Linked DNA regions of Homo sapiens: regions 2, 3 and 4 are each linked to region 1. The links are chromatin contacts, found by Hi-C or POLR2A ChIA-PET in ENCODE. All regions are on one chromosome and are shown on one strand. The core of a region is the stretch at or near the end of the contact, and the rest is flanking DNA. Distances in the headings are between cores, read along the strand shown. Region 1 has its middle 110 kb from the start of CTB-30L5.1. Region 2 has its middle 55 kb from the start of SYPL1. Region 3 has its middle 65 kb from the start of SYPL1. Region 4 has its middle 7.2 kb from the start of LINC02577.

Region 1 (5,156 bases), core at 1,153-3,652:
TTTGTTTGTTTTGTTTTGGAAGCTTTTTGAATCTCTTATCCTTGGTGGGTGTTTTTGTTTGGTTAGTTTTTTTCTGAGACAGAGTTTTGCAATTCTCTTGCCTCAGCCTCCCGAGTAGCTGTGACTACAGGGGCGTGCCACCACACCCGGCAAATTTTGTATTTTTAATAGAGGCGGGGTTTTACCATGTTGGCCAGGCTTGTCTCAAACTTCTGACCTCAGGTGATCCACCTGCCTCAGCCTCCCAAAGTGCTGAGATTACAGGTGTGAGCCACCACACCCAGCCTTTGGTGTTTTAAAATGCCATTCTAGTGAGCCTTCAACTATTTCTTCTTTTATTCATTGTGCTGGCTACTCTGTTGATCCATTACTCTAAGAATTTTTATTGTGTTATTTCTTTGATGATTTCCTCCTCTGTTCTCTCTTTCTGTTCAGACTTCCTGGAACCCATATTAATTAGAAATTACATCTTGGGGATTGATCCTTTTCTTAGTCTGCTGGAGCTGCCGTAGTAAAATGCTACAGGCTGAGTGGCTTAAACAATAGAACTTTATTTCTCATAGTTCTGGAGGCTGAGAAGTCCAAGATCAAGGTGCTGGTGAGGCAGGTTTTATTCTGAGTTCTCTTCTCTTAGCCAGTAGGCAGCTGCGACCTCACCGTGTGCTCACGTGACCTTTTCTTTGTGTGTATATATATAGAGAGAGAGATCTTTGACATACACTCTTCTTATGAGGATACCAGACCTACTGGATCAGGACTGTATCTTATGACCTGATTTAACCTTTATTACTTCCTTATAGGCACTATCTCTAAATACTGTCACATTGGGGATTAGAGCTTAAACATGAATTTTGGAGGGATATAATTCAGCCTGTAGCAATCTTCTAATCCAATAACCTTTTCACTTCTATTCTCCCTCTTTTTGAATTTTTTCTTTATTCTAGGTGAGTTCCACTTTTACTGAATCATTTCGACATTTCTTGCCATCATGTTTTTTATTTCTAAGAGCTCTTATTCAATTTTTTGATTATTTTCCTTTATTTCACTGTTTTTTCATTGATAAATATATTTATCTTTCTGAAAATATGATAGATTTTTTAAATCCTGCTACATGAATTACTTGTATTTTTTACTAAATGACTTTTTTTTTTTCTATTTACTTTGCACTTGGCCTCTCAAATTGGAGGCTTTTTCAAATATTTGGTGATCTTTGGCTATCCTTTGTCATATAAAAGTGAGGCACAAAAAAAATCTTAGAGAGAACGAGGCTTGTTGACCAAGTAGCAAGAAGACTTTTTTATTGTGTGATCCCCAGATGTCAAAATTGATCTTTTCTCTGGGTCTGCTTAGTGTTACACTAGTTAGTTTAGCTAGGATAGGCAAGGTTAGCTACAGGAAAAGAAAAAATAAAAAGAATAAAACAACTCTGTGGCTTAACACAATAAATATTTATCATTCCCACTATATGTCCAGTGATAATTGGTGATGGGCTCTGCTCCAGTCACAGAATTACTCCAAACCATCTTATGATGTCACTGTTTCACCAAGATACCTCATTTGTCATAGCAGGAAAAAAAGCAAGCATGGAAACTCGCATATTGTCTGTTGAATGTGTCCACCTGGAAGTAGTATACATGACTTGTACTTTTACTTAATTGACTGAAGCAAATTGTAGGTCCACACCTAGCCTCAAAGAGTGGGGAAGTGCAGCCCTCCCAAGTGTCCAAAAGGAGAGGGTAGCCAGAAATACTGGAGAGCAGCACCAATGTTTACCACAATGACTGATTCATTCTCTTAAAAATAGTATGCTTGCATGCCTGTAATCCCAGCATTTTGGGAGGCTGAGGCGGGTGGATCACGAGGTCAAGAGATTGAGACCATACTGGCCAACATGGTGAAACCCCGTCACTACTAAAAATACAAAAATTAGGTGGGCATGGTGGCGCGTGCCTGTAGTCCCAGCTACTAGGGAGGCTGAGGCAGGAGAATCGCTTGAACCCAGGAGGCAGAGGTTGCAGTGAGCAGAGATCATGCCACTGCACTCCAGCCTGGGCAACAAGAGTGAAACTCCATCTTAAAAAAAAAAAAATAAGCTTGCAGTCCTCATTCCTCCTCAGCAGATATTATTCAGATACTCAACATCCACTTGGTGAAGTATTGATAAATTGCTTCTTTTACTATTATTTTTTCTGATGAAGTATGTTGACTAACTTAAGGAGAACTTAAGAAAAATTAGATGAAAACAAAAGGATTCCTCTGCCTGCTAAACTTTTTATTGTTGTAAGAAAGCAACAAAAAACCACTGAATTCCTATTTTTCCATCATCCTATGTCTTCCTAAAGTCATCCTTAATTTCATCACAGCACCACTGATGAGGCAAAGCCAGGGTGGAAATGAAGGTGGCAGTAAGCTGAATTGTAACTTGGAACTGGCTGTGGCCAGCCTCCACGTGACCAATTTTGTAATTTATTATTAACTTTATGCAGCTACACACAAAAGGGAGTGAAGATTGCACAAGAGGCTCTGCTAATAGCAAAGTCTTTTAGGACCTAGAGCTGTGAACTACAAACAGTTTATCTTCAAGTGCCCAGGAAGTGATGGTAGAATTCAGGTTGCCTGACAGAAGCAATTTAGATTCTTCAGCAATAGAGGAGAGTTTGAATGTGAAGACATTCTCCTCTCAAACTTATATCACCTTGAAGAGTGGACAAATCCCAAGCTTTACTGTTTCGGGCTACCAGGCACAAATGTGATTGCAAACCAGACAAAAGTGTCCCCACAAGTTCATGAGCAGATTTTAAAACCAACCTGTTTCTCTGCCTCTGGTTTCAAAGAAACTAATTGCTCAGGATGCACACAGATGGTGTCTGACTCATTGTTTCTTTCCTTCATGTCACTGGATGTTAAATTAGTAATGGTAATAAACAACCACATATATTCACAGAGAAAAATGTATGAAGCTAAAATTAGAATCTTTGTCATGCAACATTGATTTGTTCCAGAAGTTGGAGCTAGATTGGTCAGCAAGTGAATGTTTCAGCCTTGTCACTCCAAGTCTTTTTGAGCCCTGAGCACAGACAACCCTAGTGTCATTGACCTTAATAAATGGAGAGTTGCTGAGAAAGCTTCTAGTCCACTGCCAGGCCTCCAGCTGTGGCCTTCCAGTACACACGCCCCTCCTCAGCTCAGACAACTTAGTGCTCTATGCACTTGCTGCTGTGCAGGGGACCTCAACACCTCTAGAATGCAGTACAGAAGTTGCCATTTACATCTTTAAGGTCCTAGACATGTGGCAGCTTATTTGCTAACTGAAGTCGCCACACTGATCAGTCATTGGATGCAGGCCACCCTGGGAAAGGGTGTGACATTGGAGGAGGTAGGTTTCTGCAGAGGGGACAATCCATAAAGGGGCTGACAGTTGAAGGCTGTTGGCCCATGACATTCTCAGGAGCTGGGGCAATGAGGCTTCACTGATGGGGGAGCTGGGCAGTGCATCCTTGTGTCTAGCGCACGGCTACTTCAAGTCACTTTTCCCAGAAGACTCTTCTATCACAATTGAAACTTCTTCAAGTTTCTGCCTGAGATAAGCTTTCTCCATGGTTTTCAGACCAACATCACTTGCCCCAAACTCTCCACCCCTTCTCATGATCAGTCTCATTTTTTTCTCCACTTTATTTGATTTGTCACACTGTCTCATGGATATCTGTCCCTAGATGGGTAAGCTTACTTCTACATTTATGGTTATGTTCACTTAGTAGCTTTTCTCCACTGTTTACAATAGTCAGCTCTGTCTGTACAAAGAATCAGGCTCCAAATAATGAAATGTTGGCTGAACTTGTCCTACTTTTCAACTTCTGAACATGTAGAGTACACAGGGTTCCAAACTATAGTTTGCTCCCACAGAGTTGGCTTCCTTTGTGTTTTTCATGAACCAAACTCAATCTAATTTACTACAAAAAGTGTGTTCCTGTCAGTTCACTCCAGTCACATGAGAAATCGATTGGCCTTTCTAAGGGAGAAGAGGAATCATTTCCCAAAATGATAAGAGAAACAAAGCCAGCCAGGGTTAGAAGACTCCTTTTAAATCTCCTCCTCCTGAAAATAAATGAGAAGAAGAGTCGATAAACTCATTCCCCACATTCCACATAGTGGCCTCAGCAATATTATGCTTCACTGGGCAAAACAGCTTCGAAGTGCCTGCTTTTACCTAATAGCACCTAAGTGCACTCTGAGTGCCTTCATTTCAATGATTAATCAAGAAAAAACTCAATGATTAATCATTTCAATACTCTGTGGCTGCATTCCTTTGGTGCTCCATGTACAATAGGACAAATTAGGTAATAAACTTTCTGGCATTTATTCCATTCAATTGAATACTTCTCCACTTTTTTAGCTGTAATCTCTGACGTTATCTAGCATAAGTGGTCTGCATGGAAATTGTGATTTTTTTCCTAACCTAGTTTCTTTTCCAAGTAAAATTACATCCTTAAAGGTTCATCCACTCCTCACCAGGGCACTAGACAAAAACTCAGCCTTGATTTTCTCACCTTTGAACAAGTTGTTTTGTTACCTCCAGTTCCTGGTAAAATCCCCCTGCTGTTTGTTCATAAGGCTTCCACAGTACACATGAACAGAAAATGCACAGTACACATGAACAGAGACCCCAGAACAAAGTGAGATCCAAAGTGACTTGCAAGCAATGCTTGGGGAAGAGAAAAAGGGGAAGACATATTTGAAAAGTTACATTAATAGAAGAGGGAGAATCAGATTGACATTTGGAACTTTTCTTTCGTAAGAAGATAATTACCACTAACTCTTCATCAAAGAGGCATCATTTTGAAATTTTTTTCTGGCTGCCAGGATTAGTTAATATGATAACACATACAGTTTCTTTCTCTCTCTCTCTCTGTCTCTTTCTTCCCTCCCTCCCTCTCTTTTTCAGTCTCTTGCAATCAAAAACATACTTGATCAACACATCCAGCTAGGGTTTAAGGTGTAGTGTGGAATAGGACAGCTGTTTTTCTCTGGGATGCTACTTGATGCGTGGAACACAAAACGGAGTGTGGTCACTTCTAATAAGCTATTTGACTTAGCAAAAGCTAATAATGAGAAAAAAAGATTTTGTTGTTTTTATTGTGGCTGTTATTCAGTCACTA
Region 2 (5,156 bases), core at 1,721-4,220, 430 kb before region 1:
GGGACAGTGGGGCCAACTTCCTTTCCTCTCCTGTGCCAGGTCTTAAAAGCCTGACCTGCATTTTGCAGAAGTCAGGACCGGCTTGAGTTCAATTACAGTAGATTGCTTGATCTCATTTATTTTCTCCTGTATGCTTGAAGTTAGGACAGCTTTAATTTGAAATGGAAATTTATGCAAATACTATGTAAATTAGGTCATTCCCAGATTAACTGGGGGAAAAAATCTGGTCGCCTTAGCAGGCACCATCTGTTCCCTCCTCATTCTTTCCATATCTGAACCCCACCCCCCCTTTCCCAATCAACTTTGAAACTTGTTTTCCTGTGGCTGAGAAGAGAGATCGTTCAAGGGAAGGAAACTAATCCCCCATCAGTTTTCCAGGTGGGTCGTTCCAATGTCTGTTTTGCGGTGAGAAGAGGCTCAGGTGAGAGGCTGGGAAGACTTCAGGGTTGGCTCCGGGTTAATGGTTGCCACACTCCACACATGTGCCGCCTCCTCCTTGTTCCTCTCTTTTCTCTTGGCCTCCGCTTCTCTTAGGATTCTTTTCCTCCTTCTCTTTGCCTGAAGTCTTCTAATGGCACCCAGAAGCCTTCTTCCTCCCTCTTGTGGCAGTCGGAGTAGAAGGGCTTTGGGGTTTTGCAATACCCCCAGAGTTCTTGGGAACTTTTGGGTCCATGTGGGTATTGGTTGGGAGGCTCAGGGCCCAAGCAGGAGGCTCTGTCCCACCCCATGGCTGCAGCTCACGCCTATGGAGCAGGGACAGCTTCAGTCCTGCTCTGTGAAGGCAAGAAAGCCAGGAGCCTCAGAAAAGCTATGGATGTGAGGGAAGCAGGGGGCCCCAGCTTCGTCATTCCGCATCGTTTTCTCCTTTAAGGGGACAAAAGTGAGAAGACTTCCCAGCGATTCATTCGCTCCTCCATCCTGCAAGGAAGCAGAGCCACAGTTGCCCCACCAGGAAGAAGCAACTTGAGGCCGGGTGCGGTGGCACACACCTGTAGGTCAGGAGTTTGAGACCAGCCTGGCCAACATAATGAAACCCTGTCTCTACTAAAAATACAAAAATTAGCTGGGCGTGGTGGCGGCCACCTGTAATCCCAACTACTCGGGAGGCTGAGGCAGGAGAATCACTTGAACCCAGGAGACGGAGGTTGCAGTGAGCTGAGATTGCACCACTGTACTCCAGCCTGGGTGACAGAGCAAGACTCCATCTCAAAAAAATAATAAATAAAAATAAAGAAGCAATTTGAGGGATACTTTTGTTGCTGTTAGCCACTGAGTTTTTTTTTTTTTTTTTTTTTTTAACAGTCTCATACTGTTGCCCAGGCTGGAGTGCAGTGGCATGATCTCAGCAACCTCCACCTCCCAGGTTCAAGTGATTCTCCTTGCCTCAGCCTCCCAAGTAGTTGGGATTACAGCTGCCTGCCACCACACCCGGCTAATTTATTTAGTATTTTTAGTAGAGATAGGGTTTCACTATGTTGGCCAGGCTGGTCTTGAACTTCTGACCTCAGGTGATCCATCCATCCCAGCCTCCCAAAGTGCTGGGATTACAGGCATGAGACACCACGCCCGGCCTAGCCACTGAGATTTTTGAGGCTATTTGTTATTGCAGCAAAACTTAATGAGAGCTTACTACTACACCCTCTCATCTTCCTCAATCTCTCCTCAAAGCTGCCTCAAAATTTAAAAAATTCTTTTATATACTCATGTGATACTTTCTCGCTTTAGGCCAAGTGAAAATAAAGGCATCTTCATAAACATTTGCTTTTTTTCTTGGTTCATGATATGACTGTACAAACTGCACTTGTGTATACGGCTTTAAACCCAGACTTCAGGCAGGGGGAACAGTCAGTGCAAAGGCCCCCAAGGCAGGGACGTCAGGAGTCCATGTGGCTTGGTCAGAGTAAGAAGGTGGGAGAGTGGTAGGGAGTGAGGCTCATGGAGTGAGAGGTGGGCAGTGTGGACCTGAGCATGGGCCCCAGAGAAGGTGCAGTTTCAGGACAGAAGCACAAGGTGGCACCGTGACACTCCCCTCAGTCACTGTGGACCGCATGTGCGGTGGTAGAGAAGACACATCTTCTTATCCTCCAAAATGGCTCTGCCAGGGAATGAAAGTCCAGCCGACTCCAGCAAATTAGAAACTGTACTCTTAGGACTGGAAAAGCTTTCGAGACCTCTCAATCAGGGAGGTTTCCATGTGGGGTCCATGATGCCTATGCATGGACTCCAGGACCCAGGGGATCCCCTGAATTGCAGTGTGCTTTTCAGGAGAAACCTCCAACATTTTCACTCCAAGGGGTCTATGACCCAAAAAAGGTGAAGAACCTCTGACTACCACTGGTGCTCCCACCAAGGCCAGACTTGACAAGAACTTCCTCAGCAACAGGCAGCCCCGGCCAATTCCACATTATTACCAGGTGCCTGGAGACCTGTGAGTCCTTTGCTATCTCAGTGGAGGCACCCAGTAATGCTTGGAACCGCTGGGCCTGAGGACACTCGGGCTCTCCTTCCAGAAACTAGAGCTTTTGTGAGGGGCCAGCAAATTTGCATACGTGCACCCGTGCACACACGCACACACCCCTCTCTCCACTGTCTTTAGATTGAAGAAATCACATCTTCTGCACATGAACGTCCTGTTGGTTCTCAAAGGTGCCTGGATGTTTCTGTGATAAGTAAAATATGATTGCACAATGTGGTTACTGAATTTGCAGTCACTTTGATCATTATATAGTTTCTCACCCACTGGATGTTTTATAGAAGTCTAATATAGAATTGATCTAATTGAAGTTTAATATATATTCGACTCTATGTGTCCAATATAATGAATGGGGCAGGGAGTCTGTCAGATATTTTGAGCTAAATGAGAAACTTCATAATCAAAATGGTGGGAGCCACAGTCTGGTGAAAGGGAGGGGTCGTGAGTGATGTCTGATGGCCAACAGGTGAGCTGGGACGGCGCAGGGGGCGCGGTGGGGGCAGGACAGGAAGCTGCGTGGGCAGCAGGTGGAGGGTGTGAGCAGAAGTGAGACTGGAGCCTGTGGGGTTGCTCAAGTGGAACTGCAGAAGGAGATCAAGAATGAGGGAAGATGCAAATTTTTAATTCAGCATCTTCTAAAAAAAAGTCCCAGAAATGACTGTATTTGCTATTGGTGTTTTAAAATATCCATTAAATACCACATTTGCCAGCATCACTTCTCTTATCCCGGCTGCTCTAGCAGCCTGAATTCTGCCTTTTTCTTCCCTGAGAGCTGGGCTCAGGGAACCCGCGTATCGACCTCAGGGGGTCAGGCCTGCAGGTGGGTGGCTCCCCTGGGACTCTTTAAAACCAAACCCCGAGCAGAAAGGAGAGGCTGAGGTTTGGGGCTCCTTTAAAGGCCTCCTCTCAGCTTGTCTCCAGTTCACTGCCTAAGAATGTCCTCCAGACACAGGCTCTGAGGCCAGAGCTATTGAATATTTATCAAGGCCTCCTGGCAGACGTGGGAGACTGAGAACAGGAAAATCAGGCCCAGGCGGGCATCTGTGGAGCCTGCCTGGGTGCTAGCCAGATGCTGCAAGATTCAAGTTGCCCGTTGACTCTGCAGAGCCTGCCCCGCCCTGTCCTCCCTCCTCGGGGAGGCGTGCATGGGCCTGGCTGCTGTCAGGGTGTTTGCTTCTTGTCACCATCCTCCATACTGACTTCCATTGCAAGCCCTGCCCCACTGTGGCTCCATTGTCTGCAGTGGCCTGGGCTGACCAGCTCAGCCTGGAGCCCTGCCCTGGGACGATGCGGGCTAACACAGTGACACAAAGCCCTGCTTTGTGGCCCTGACAGGAGGATTTATCATTAGCTGTGAGATGGTCCCTGGCAGATCCTGGCATGTGGTGAGCAGACAGATCTGTGCTGATCACAGTATTTTGAGTACCCCCAGTTGAATACAGCATCTGGGGCCCTCAAATCTGCCACATGGATCTTATGGCTTCAGGCTCACTGGCACCTTTTGTGTTGGCCGAAGTACGGGTAGGGGGTAGATTAGGAGCACTAGCTTGTACCCAGTGACGTCTGGGGGCTGGTTTACAGGAAAGGCACCCTAAGGTTGTGCAGGCCCTGACATGTGGTCCTCCTGGCATCTGGGGACAGCATGTCAGGTTTGGGGTCTGCCCATCCTTGCCTTGGGCACAGGTCCCCAAACAACAGCAGCATCCCTGTGGGTGGGATATCTGACCAGCAGAAAATGGAAGTGAATATCTCTTTGATCTTGGAGTGAGGAAGAATTTCTTAAAAATAACACACCAAAAAATCACAAATCATAAAAAAGAAAGATTCATGATTTCAACCACGTTAAATTTAAGAACCTTGGTTCATCACAGGTATTTTAAAGAAACTCAGAAGATAAGCCACAAGCTGGGAAAAGATATGTGTAGCACTTAAGTGACAAAGGATTAGCTTCAAGAATATATCGAGTCCTGAATGCCTGGTGGGGTGGAGGGAGTGGGAAATAGACAGATAGTTCAGAAGAAAAATGGGAAAAAAATATGAATAGGCATTTGACAGAAGAGGCAACACATAGGGCCAGTCAACATAGGGATGTGCTAACCTAGTCAGTGTCCAGGAAATTGCAAAACAGGCAGTGAGATCCATTTCCTCCAGTCTGTTTCCTCCAGTCTCTCTCCGGGGCCTGGAGATGCTCCTTGGATGGTTCTCAGTGGCCCTGGTCCTCTCCCTGGGAAGCCTGGCCTGTCAGGCTCTGCAGAGCCCTCTGTTTTGTCCTTCCCCCAATATCCTCCCACTCAGAGCCTGAGTCTGCCCCTGCCCCTTCCCTTCCTGTCCTCACCAATGGCGAGTGTGGCAGATCCTCCAGTTTCTAGAAACACCTCCTCACTCCATCTTCATCCTTTCCTTTGATGTTTCCCCAGGTCTTATCCGGCCAGGTGGGCTTTAGGGAACATTTTTCTTCCCCCTTTGAAGCCAGGGTCTCGCTCTGTTGCCCAGGCTGGAGTGCAGTGGCACAATCTCGGCTCACTGCAGCCTCCGCCTCCCAGGTTCCAGCAATTCTTCTGCCTCAGCCTCCCAAGTAGCTGGGATTACAGGCATGCGCCACCACGCCTGGGTAATTTTTGTATTTTTAGTAGAGACGGGGTTTTGCCATGTTGGCCAGGCTGGTCTTGGACTCCTGACCTCA
Region 3 (5,156 bases), core at 1,225-3,724, 310 kb before region 1:
CATGCCCTTGGCATTGTCTTCACTTGTCTCTCTCTCTTTTTTTTTTTTCCCCAAGAGAGCTCTCTCCATGGTACAATCATCCTCTCTTGCCCAGCTTTCCACAGGATTCTGGGGGAGACTGTATTTTCATTTAGCAAGCATTTGCTCTCCCTCTCCCATACCCCCGCCACCCCTTTATGGGAAGAACATATTATCCCACTGATGTTGGGTTGGCCATGTGACTTCCTTCAGACATCAGAGTGCAAGTGAATGAGGCATGAGCAGAGGCTTTACGTGTGCTTGTATGGCTTAGCTTCCCTCCTGTGCCACTGCCATTTTCCATGAGAAGAGCATGCCCCAGGTGGTTCTGGTTCAGAATGAGAGACACAGGGAGCCTGACCCACAGCCTAAAGCAGTCACACCAGCCAACCCACTGATCCGTGAGTGAGAAATACATGCTTTTATTGTACTTGCCGAGATTTTTGGGTTTGGGTTGTTACATGGCATGATTGCAACAATTGCTGACTAATACAAGCTTCTCACATTTATATTTTCAAAATGCTATATACTTGGAAACATATATATATTTTTACAGAAGTGCATAGCATATTTATGATTGTGTTACACAGGTTTTCCTGCTGTCTTTGTCTTTTCCTTATTAGATCGGTTATCCCCTCTTTTATTTTCCCTTATCCTACCTAAAGAAGTCTCCTTTCCTTTCCAAGTAATCCATGTTAACAGCCTACAATGCAGCCATCTATATTTTCTCCATATTTATTATATACTTATATACAATAATATGAATGCATATATTGCAGGAATGACATTCAAAATATGTAGCAAATACGTACTGGCTGCAGTATGCACAGCACCAACCAAACACAGTGAACGCTTGCTAAAATGTCCAATATGGTTTTATCAGTGTACACTGGCTGAATGCCAGCCCTGCACACACACGTACACATATACACAACAGAAATTTCTATCATTATGTTGTTTTACAAAAATGGAGCAATATTATGAACACTTTTACCCTATATTTTTAATGATTGTTTTCCACACAGTACCTCATTCCTTAAATTTCAACTCCAATATGGCTCTATTCATTCCATTTAATTGCTGTATAAAGCCATATTGAATGGGCTAGATCTATCAGTGTTTATTCAACAGTACCCTATTAATGGCCTTTTTCTTTGTACTGGTGTTTTTGCTACTGGGAACAATGCTGCAATTAGCATTCTTGTGCAAATATTGATGTGTCCTGGTGCTTTTATCTTGAGAGCATCAAGTCCCCAGAATGGAGCAGGTGGATTGATTGAGTGGTAAATTTTGTTAGATGACGTCAGATAGCTTTTCAAAGTTCAGTAACAATTTATATTTTTTGCCATCAAGATTTAAAGAAATCCTTTCCCCTACATCCCACTCAGCTATAAGTAAGTGGCTTTCTGATTTTTGCCAGTAAGTATAGGTATACAATAATGATCTGCATTTCCCAAACTGCTAGTGAGCTGAACACTTTTTCATGTCTTGGCTACTTGGATCTTCTCTCCATGTCTTTGCTCATTTCTCCATTGCGTTTTTTATATCCTTGTCAATATGTAGAACCTTTTTTTGCATATTGTAGGTATGAATCCTATGCCTACATTGAAATACTTTTTTTCTTAATCTACTATATGTCTATTGTTTTGGCGTAGGTTATCACTGCCCTAGCAAATGCTATCATGAGTTTAGGAGTGTGCTGCATCTTTCTCATGTATTTCTTTATATCTCTCTCCCCCTTCCCTCCCTCTGTTCTCCTCCCTTTCCTCTTCTTTCCCATTTCTTTCTCTCTCTGTGCCTGTTTTCCTTCCTTTCTGTGTCTTCCTCAGGATCTCCTTTTTTCTACCTCCTGCTCTGTCTGCTTCCTTTCATCTACTCCTTACCTCCTTGCTTCTCCAGCTCCATGGGAATACTCATTTTCAGTGCAGAGAGCACAGTGTTTTTCTGCTTGTGTCACTTACAAAACCAAGTCAGACCGAAGAGGTATTGCAGAGCAGCCCAGTAAGGGGTTAAAGCAGTATGTTTTCAAAATCGGCTGAATGTAAGTTCCTTTGGGAAGGTTTTTCTTTTTATATGGATCCCCCAGACCCATCCTCAGAGGTTTTGATTCTGTAGGTCTGGATGGGTGTCAGTGGGTATTTATTTCCAAATCTATCCAGGTGATTGCAGTACCTGGCCATCTGTGGGTGAGTGCTGGCTCAGGGAAGTTGGACATGTGCTCCCCAGTGTGGGGGTAGCTTGCTTGGGTGACTGGACAACACAGGTTATTGCAGTCTTAGATAATTGGCTTCCACAACCACCCAGCTCAGCACAAGACAGCAGGGAGGGGTTCCAGCGGAGTAGAGACAATGGTGAAGTCGTGGTCTTCTGGCCGGATTCTGCATCTCAAATGGCAGCTTTGCATGAATGCAGCCGCAGTGTGGCAAATGGGCACAGGGGGGCAGTGTGGCCCCACGTGGCTCCGAAGCCCTCTGATTCTGCATGAGGCCTGACCCGGGCTGGAATGCCGGCTCCAGGAAAGCTGTGAGCTGGTGAAGGGCTCTCCCACTGCCTTCTTCCCCTTCCACTCTTAGTCCCTGTCCCACAGAACCTGGCTTTCAGATGATTAAAGTTCATCCACCATTTACTGAGCATGAATTATCTCATGTCGAACACTGTCCTGGGTTATTTCATTTAATCTTCATAACAATCCAAGAAAGGCATATGATTTCCACCCTACGCAGAGGAAGCTGCAGTTTGGGGAAGTTAATTAGTTTCCCAGTGATGGCAGAGCCAGGATTGAGACCAAAGCCTGTCTGACTCCAACCCCAGTTGAGTGGAATTCTTTGCATTCAGTAACTGCTGCTCAATACAGGTAACAAATAGTTGATTCTGAACATATTAGGTGCTAATTTACCAGTTAATTTATTCATGCACGCTGATTGTTTCCCCTTTCTTCCTTCTTTAAAGAGATCAGTAAGAATAACCGAGTTAGCTAAGAAAGCTCAAAGCCCGAGGTCTGTTTGGATTTTAACAGGAGACTCTGAAGAAACAAAGAATGAAATAGCTGATGGTGAAATAGTGGCCATGGGGTTGGCTTCTCCATTCAACTAGGCCAGGGTATCACACTAAGAGTCTGCAGATCAAATGCAGGATTTTATTTGGCTAACATGATGTTATTTAAAAACCTAAATTCCAGTGGTTTTGTTGTTTATTTAGAGACAGAGTCTCCTTCTGTCGCCCAGGCTATTCCAGTGGTTTTAGGTGGGACATCTGCTTTGCAGTTTATCACAATCCCACCCTTCCCCTTTCTGTACATCTTTCTGCTTTGCTCGTTGATGCTACCTGCCTGGCATCCGCTAACAGCAGTGCCGGGCTGACGGGTCCTGTCACACTCCTGCAAGATGAGAACTGGCTTTGGGCCCTGCTCTGTCTCTTTCCCTTGCTCCACTTCCCTCCCAGGTGCTTCCCTCCCAGGTGCCATCATTGGCCCTCACACCTGTGTTGGGTGCGTCAGTCAGTCTGCTCTGCTGCTTCTAGCACCCAGATCAGTCCCAGGTTCGCCAGGGCTAAATTTAACCTGCAGCTGCTTCATCAGATGCTCGGGTATTTTCAGCCCTAGGAGCCTCGGGTGGCTGAGCTGAAAGTAGCTGAGGACTGCTGGCCAGGGCTTACGTCCAGTGTTGTGGATTGAAATTAGCATCCAGGTTGGTCCAAGGTCTTGGCTACCCCCCACACTGTGCTTCCATTTTTCTTAACTGAAGATGAGGAGAAGAGAGAGAAGGCAAGAACTGGCAGAGAATAAGACAACACAAAATAGATCCTGGGATCCCTCTGAATTTGCTCCATCATTCCTCCCTTCTCCACAGCCAGGAATGCCCCTCTGGTTGGTGGCCTAGCAGAGGGTACAGTCTGCATCACACAGTGAAGTGCTGCCAGCTGGCCTGTTCTCTCCCAAGCCACTGTTTTGGGGAGCCACCAGCCTTGCTCTGAGCTCCAGCGTTCATGTGTCTGTCATTCAGTGTCCTTTCCTGACATGGGCATTCACCAACAGGACTATGTTCCCCAAAGCCTTGGCCCATGACCTCTGAAAGTTCCCTGCTGATGTGTGCTGTGGAGTCGATAGTCCCTCTGGCCAAGCAAGCAGATGCGTGTGCAAAACTGCAGGCTGTCAGTGGCATTTACAAAGAGAAGAGGAATGTGGGTCCAGAGATGGGGCAGGCGGCCTTGAGGGGAGGAGAGGAGAGGAGATGCATGTGGAGGGGGGTTGTAGCCCCTAGGTCCTGGGGCCCTGGGATGGAGGAGGTGCCTGCCTGGGCATGAACCATCCTGCCTATCCTCAGCTGATGTCCTTGGCAACAGGCTGTCAGCCATCATCAAACCTCCTGTGAAGCCAAGTGAAGCAAAGTCCTCCCTTTCTCCCTAAATCCTACATGTCCAAGGCAGGAGATGTTCCCCTGACTACTACTTTAGTAGGTGCCCAGTGGGTGGCACCTCTAGCCCACAGCTCCAACACTAGAAGGGCTGTAGGGATCCTTTGTTTGGATCTGCTCATGTTACAGACAGGCAAGCTGTAGCCCTCAGAGGTTGTAAGTTTCATGGCTGGAACCCTGACCTCCTGATATGAGTCCTCAGCACCCTTCTCTCTTTCACGCCAATATTCACAATACCTAACAATCAGGATTCTGTACCAGGCACTATTTCATTTTATTTGTTTGAGACAGGGCCTCGCTCTGTCACCCAGGCTGGAGTGTGGTGGCATGATCACAGCTCACTTCAGCCTCAACTTCCCTGGGCTCAATCGATCCTCCTGCTTCAGCCTTCTGGGTAGCTGGGACTAGAGGCACATGCCACCATGCCTGGCTAATTTTCCATTTTTTGTAGATACGAGGTCCCACTATGTTGCCAGGGTGGGCTCCAACTCCTGGGTGCAAGCGATCCCTGCCTTGACCTCCCAAAGTGCTGAAATTATAGGTGTGAGCCACTGTGTTGGGCCCACCAGGCACTATTGTAAACACTTCTCAGGTATTAACTCATTTAGACCTTGTGTGAGGTAGGCACTGCTATCATCCCCATTTCACAGATGAGGACGCTGAGACTCAGAGAGGTAAGTGACTTGCCCAAGGTCCTGCAGGAATTGAAGCTGGGTGTTCTGGCTC
Region 4 (5,156 bases), core at 1,693-4,192, 280 kb after region 1:
ACTAGATGCCAGTGCCATGCTCTTGACTTCTCAATCTCCAGAACTATGAGCCAAATAAATTTATTTTCTTTATAAATTACCCAGCAGAAAACAGACTAAGACACAAGCCCTCAGCAAGACCAAAATCTATATTCTCACCATTGGTATCACTATCTCACATTGAATGGTATAAAGAAAGGCAATGTGGGCCGGGTGTGGTAGCTCACACCTTTAATCCCAGCATTTTGGGAGGCTGAGGTGGGAGGATTACTTGAGCACCGGAGTTCAAGATCAGCTTGAGTAACATAGGGAGACCTTATCCCTACCAAAAAAAATGAAAAAAAAAAATTGCTGGTCATGGTAGTGTGCCTATGGTCCTAGTTACTCAGGAGGCTGAGGTGGGAGGATCACTTGAGCCTGAGAGATCAAGTCTGCACTGAGCTATGATTGCACCACTGCACTCCAGTCTGGGTGACAGAGGAAGACCCTATCTTTAAAAAAAAAAAAAAAAAAAGTAAAGCTTCTGCATAATTGTTCCTCTTTGCAGTAGGTGTTATTGGGGTCCTACTCAGGTCCTGTTTATCTGGTAAATGCCTGCATTCCCCAGCTGTGTGAATGTTGGCTGTTGGCAACTCACAGCTGTACCCCTAACCTAAGAATAGCCTTCAGCAGAGCTGTCTTGCCTAGAAATGCCTGTAAGGCGTATGCCTCCCTACCCAACACACACACCCTCCATAGGCAGCACACAGGCAATGACTGACTGATGAAGAAGCACAAAAGACCCAAGGAAGGACAATTCTGTGATACCATTCATGCCCCAGAACTCCCGCAGGATCAGGTTGGGGTCAGACTTTAGCGTACACGCATCTTTGCCCAGCTTCCTCCCCTCCCGTCCCCTGCTCAGCTTACTCCTCTACTGGCTTCTCCTGAACCCACTCCCTTAATGAGTCACTCCATTTCAGGCTCTCCTACTAGAGAACCTGACCTAAGGCACTTGCCTTGAACATTTCCAGAAATAGAGCTGTCTGCCTCACAAGGCATGCCATTCTGTTTTTGGACAGCTCTGATCATTAGAAAAGTTTTATTATTTTATTAGGATCACACTGCCTCTGTAATCTCCACACATGAGTCTATGTAGAGTAAGTCTAATCCCTTTTCCACATGACGGCCTCTCAGATATTGGGGCAGGGGGGATTCCTTCTTAAATCTACTTTATTTTTAGGCTATGAGAAAAAAGGGGGAGCTTTTTTAAAAAGTTTTTTAAAAACTATACAATAATATTCTAACTCAGAGTAATGTCTGCCTGACAACAAAATTGCATGAAGCAAATAATGAAAAGTCAGCCAGAAGAAAATCTGAAGAAGCTTATTTCAAATCCACTGGGTGCCAGGGGCAGAGAGAGGGGGTGGGGCAAAAAGACGTACCCAGCACAAGAGTGAAGAAGAGATCAAATCTCAGGAAAAGATAAATCAGACATAAACTACTCAAAACCAGACACAATGAAAGACTGCAAGGATCCCACAGAAGAGAAACCTTATAATTCTCCAGAGATGATGTCATAGAAGTAGACCTAAAAAAACTCTAGGACTCAAATGTGTATATGTCACATGCACACCGTATCCATACTTTGAAGATTTTTAGATAAGGATTGGTAAACACTGTCTCAGGATCATTGAGACTTACTGATGAGATGCATACCTGGAATACAACATTAAAAGAGCATGCATACCTTGTTCAAAAGGAAAACGTTTCCTCGAAAGGATAGGATAGGAAAATTGTATGTCAAGAATATATATATTCCAATGGAAATTTAAAATCTGAGAGTAGAAGTATTTAAAAGGGGATAAACCCGGAAAGAGATGGAAGTAGTATCTTTGAAGGACTGTAATACAGATACCCAGCACATGAAGGAAATTGGGTAAAACAATCCTAGATAGCTCTCATGAGCAGGGCAAAGTCAGAGATAACCAGGTCCATGCATGTTTGTGTCTCCACAATGTCAGATTTTTACTGATGCTATTTTAACCACAAAAGCCACAAGCTACATGGAGTTCTCAAGAAGGCAACTCTCTCCTTAGTACTTCTCGTTCACTCCGTAGTCAGAGCACACAGCTCAAGCCACTCCACAAGTCAGTCAACATTGCAAACCATATATAGTAGTATATTTCATCAACATATAAATGTTAAGATTAAACATTCCACACCAAAGTAATATTTAACATCAAGAGAAAGGGAATAGGAAAAAGGATTAATGAAGTAGTCCGAGGAAAGTGACGATGAAGACAGAAAGAATCTCCTGGTCTGTGCTCGGCGGTCCAGGAAAGGTCTTGAAAGGAAAAGTCTTTGATGTGGGCAGAGCCTTCAGCAGCAGATGCCAGGTGTTGATCACTAGTGACAGTAAGAGCATGTCAGTTAAGATGGCCGCTTTGAGCTGCTGAAGCCCTGCTCTTTTTACGACCACCAGAGGACTGATAGTGGAAGTGTGTGCTTGTTTATGCCCTTATCTGGTTGGATGCAGTCTTTATTTATTACAAATTTATTAAGCAAACATCGTATCCCTGTTGGCAAAATGTCCCGTGAAATGTAAGATGGAGTCTTTTTTTTAAGATGGAGTTACTTATGTCAAGGGTGCTCAATACAATAGCCTTTGTTGGGGCTTTATAACTTAAAATGTGCTTTCTCACATTTTCTTCAATCTCAGAGAAGACTTATCAGATGAATAATACATTATCATTATTTTATGGAAGTTATAAGTGATTAATTGACCATGCCCTGTTAAATTAAGTTTAGCCTAAAGCTGCCTCCTTACATATTTTTAAGTTGAGGCTAAAGGTTTCTCTGCACATAGTGAACTGTAACCTAACTGGATGTATCAACAGACTGTAACTTGCTCTTGTACCCATCACTGAGCTTCAGCCAATTGCAGATGGCCAACTGTTTAAACCACGTTCAAATAAGACAAACATCAAGCTGTAACAATCCAGCTGTTCCTATTCCTCACTTCTGTTTCACTTTCATTTTTCTGTTCATAAATCCTTTTCACGTGAGTCTGTCTGAATCTATTCTGGTTTGGGGATTGCCCAGTTCATGAAACATTCTTTGCTCAATTAAACTCTGTTAAATTTAGTTTGTCCAAAATTTTTCTTTTAGCAGCTGCAGATCGCCCAACTCATCGGTGGTAGGTCTAAGACTCGAGCATGGGTCTTTAAGCCTAAAGTCTATATTCTTGCCACATAGCCATGCTATCTTCTGATACATGTAGCAAAACTGCTACAGAATTGGCCACCTGGAACCAGTTAGTGGTATCCTGCTATTAACCACATGTATTGGTTACCTGATGCTGCCATAACAAATCACCACAAACTAGGTGGCTTAAAACAACAAAAAATTATTATCTCAGTGTTGGCAGCTAGTAGTCTGCAACTAAGGTGCTGGCAGGTTGATGTTTTCCTCTGACGCCTCTAGGGAACCTTCCTTGCCTCTTCCTAGCCTCTAGCAGTTGCTTGCCACCCTTGGTGCTCCCTGGCTTCTAGATGCATCACTGCAGTCTCCACCTACGATCTTCTCCCTGTCTGTGTCCCTGTGTCCCAATGCTCCTCTTTTTATAAGGATCCAGTTATATTGAATTTAGGGCCCATTCTAATCCAGTATGACCTCGTCTTAACTTGATTACATCTGCAAAGACTGTATTTTCAAATAAGGTCATATTCACAGGCTCCAGGTGAACATAAGCTGGGGAAAGGCACACATTCAACCCAGCGCACAGCAGACGGAGAGTTTGTTCTTGGTTTGGGTTACTGACAATTTTCCCTCAGCAGGTAAAGGAATACATTTAGGAAATTTTTGTCCTGGATTCCAACAAGAAAGAAGGAGGTGTCAAATGCAGAAACAAGCAAACCTTGGAATAAAATGGCCTTGATGTTTATAATAGTGAAAAAGGTAATGGTCAGACCTTCAGAAAGGGGGCTTCATAAAAAGTAAGGAAAATAATAGTGCCCAAGGGAATATGTTTAGAAGAGGAATGTAGACTCTGAAAACAGGATTACTTGAGCATTACAAAAATGATCCTGTTTAGGAGGAAAGATATGCTGTCTGGAAAGAAAATATAATAGAAATAATCTCAGATAATTGACCATAAACAAGCTTGTGCTGAAAACATAAACAGCAAGAATAGAATAATAGTCTAGGAGCACACAGTTCTCAGAGAGGAGGTAAAAGGAGGGTTAGATCTGGAGTAGTAAGACTCGAGGTTCCTATGGCTCAGAGGACGGATGGGGTGGACAGACCCAAGCATGCGATAAAAGAAAGGGAAAATTTGTTTAGAGTATTATGAGAATAAAGTCTTAAAATAAAGTAGGGGCGGAGATAAATACTAAAGACAGCAAGAAAGCTGTTTTTCTTTTTAATCTCCGTAGCCAAGAAAAGATCTGGGAAGAAAAACCTATGCTGTATCTCAGACAATATCACCTTAGGCCAAGCATGGTGGCTGACACCTGTAATCCTAATGCTTTGGGAGGCCAAGGCAGGAGGATCACTTGAGCCCAGGAGGACCTCTTGCCCACCAGCCTGGGCAACAAAGTGAGACTCCATCTCTACAAAACTTTGTAAAAAATTAGCCAGGTGTGGTAGCACACGCCTGTGTTCCCAGCTACTCGGGGCTGAGGTGGGAGGATCACTTGAGCCCAGAAAGTAAACCCTCACTAGCCATGTTCACTCCACTGCACTCCAGCCTGGGCCACAGAGCAAGACCTTGTCTCAAAAAAAAAAAAAAAAATTACAATATAACCTTAACAAATGATAACATAATCAAAGAACCATTCAATTTTCTGCTTCCTTCCATATTCTAAGAGAGATGAACATCAATTTTGAAGCAAACATTATGAAGAGAGAATTAAAACCTACAATAGAAAAAGAGATAGTAAGAGAAATCTTCACTTACTCTGAATGACTTCAAAACTTCTGTTAATACAAATTCTATCCCAAAGTATCAAAAGAGTTTGCAGATGAGATCAGAGAACTGCTCCTGAGAATCAAGGAGAATGGAAAAGGTGACTAATGGCTGGAAAATGTTTCTACTTCTAAAAATAGTGAAAGAATGAGATCTGTATGTAAACTGATGAGCCTCATGCAGACGCCAAACAAAATTCTAAAATGGATGATTTGTAGGCAAGATACAG

What was found. Hi-C counts contacts between places; a loop is a spot of excess contacts on that map. ChIA-PET counts read pairs that join two places held with the same protein, here RNA polymerase II (POLR2A). Pooled maps may share reads with other maps.
Region 2: a map with no recorded cell type shows a loop between it and region 1 (4-fold over the local background). The contact joins two enhancer-like sites. A Hi-C loop is called at or near these places in 1 of 168 maps with a recorded cell type or tissue (heart right ventricle), 13 of 37 single-sample maps with no recorded cell type and 7 of 50 pooled maps.
Region 3: a loop to region 1 is called in a map of Calu3, with 5 times the contacts of the local background. The contact joins two enhancer-like sites. A Hi-C loop is called at or near these places in 1 of 168 maps with a recorded cell type or tissue (Calu3). POLR2A ChIA-PET finds 5 or more read pairs at or near these places in 3 of 52 experiments (AG04450, H1 and OCI-LY7).
Region 4: a loop to region 1 is called in a pooled map, with 10 times the contacts of the local background. The contact joins two enhancer-like sites. A Hi-C loop is called at or near these places in 11 of 50 pooled maps. POLR2A ChIA-PET finds 5 or more read pairs at or near these places in 3 of 52 experiments (BJ, K562 and PC-9).

The regions. Positions count from the first base shown.
Region 1 is chr7:106,482,274-106,487,429 of GRCh38, forward strand. No RefSeq gene overlaps it. Among named protein-coding and RNA genes, the nearest start is that of CTB-30L5.1, 110 kb to the right of the region's middle. Within about 2 kb of position 2,403, at least 5 of the 41 ENCODE cell types and tissues checked have a DNase peak (open chromatin) inside an H3K27ac peak, as active enhancers do.
Region 2 is chr7:106,055,106-106,060,261 of GRCh38, forward strand. No RefSeq gene overlaps it. Among named protein-coding and RNA genes, the nearest start is that of SYPL1, 55 kb to the right of the region's middle. RefSeq lists enhancers at 1,680-1,729, 2,240-2,289, 3,135-3,686, 3,370-3,529, 3,560-3,659 and a silencer at 4,000-4,119. Within about 2 kb of position 2,971, at least 17 of the 41 ENCODE cell types and tissues checked have a DNase peak (open chromatin) inside an H3K27ac peak, as active enhancers do.
Region 3 is chr7:106,174,402-106,179,557 of GRCh38, forward strand. No RefSeq gene overlaps it. Among named protein-coding and RNA genes, the nearest start is that of SYPL1, 65 kb to the left of the region's middle. RefSeq lists a silencer at 2,344-2,483. Within about 2 kb of position 2,475, at least 9 of the 41 ENCODE cell types and tissues checked have a DNase peak (open chromatin) inside an H3K27ac peak, as active enhancers do.
Region 4 is chr7:106,765,234-106,770,389 of GRCh38, forward strand. No RefSeq gene overlaps it. Among named protein-coding and RNA genes, the nearest start is that of LINC02577, 7.2 kb to the right of the region's middle. Within about 2 kb of position 2,943, at least 4 of the 41 ENCODE cell types and tissues checked have a DNase peak (open chromatin) inside an H3K27ac peak, as active enhancers do.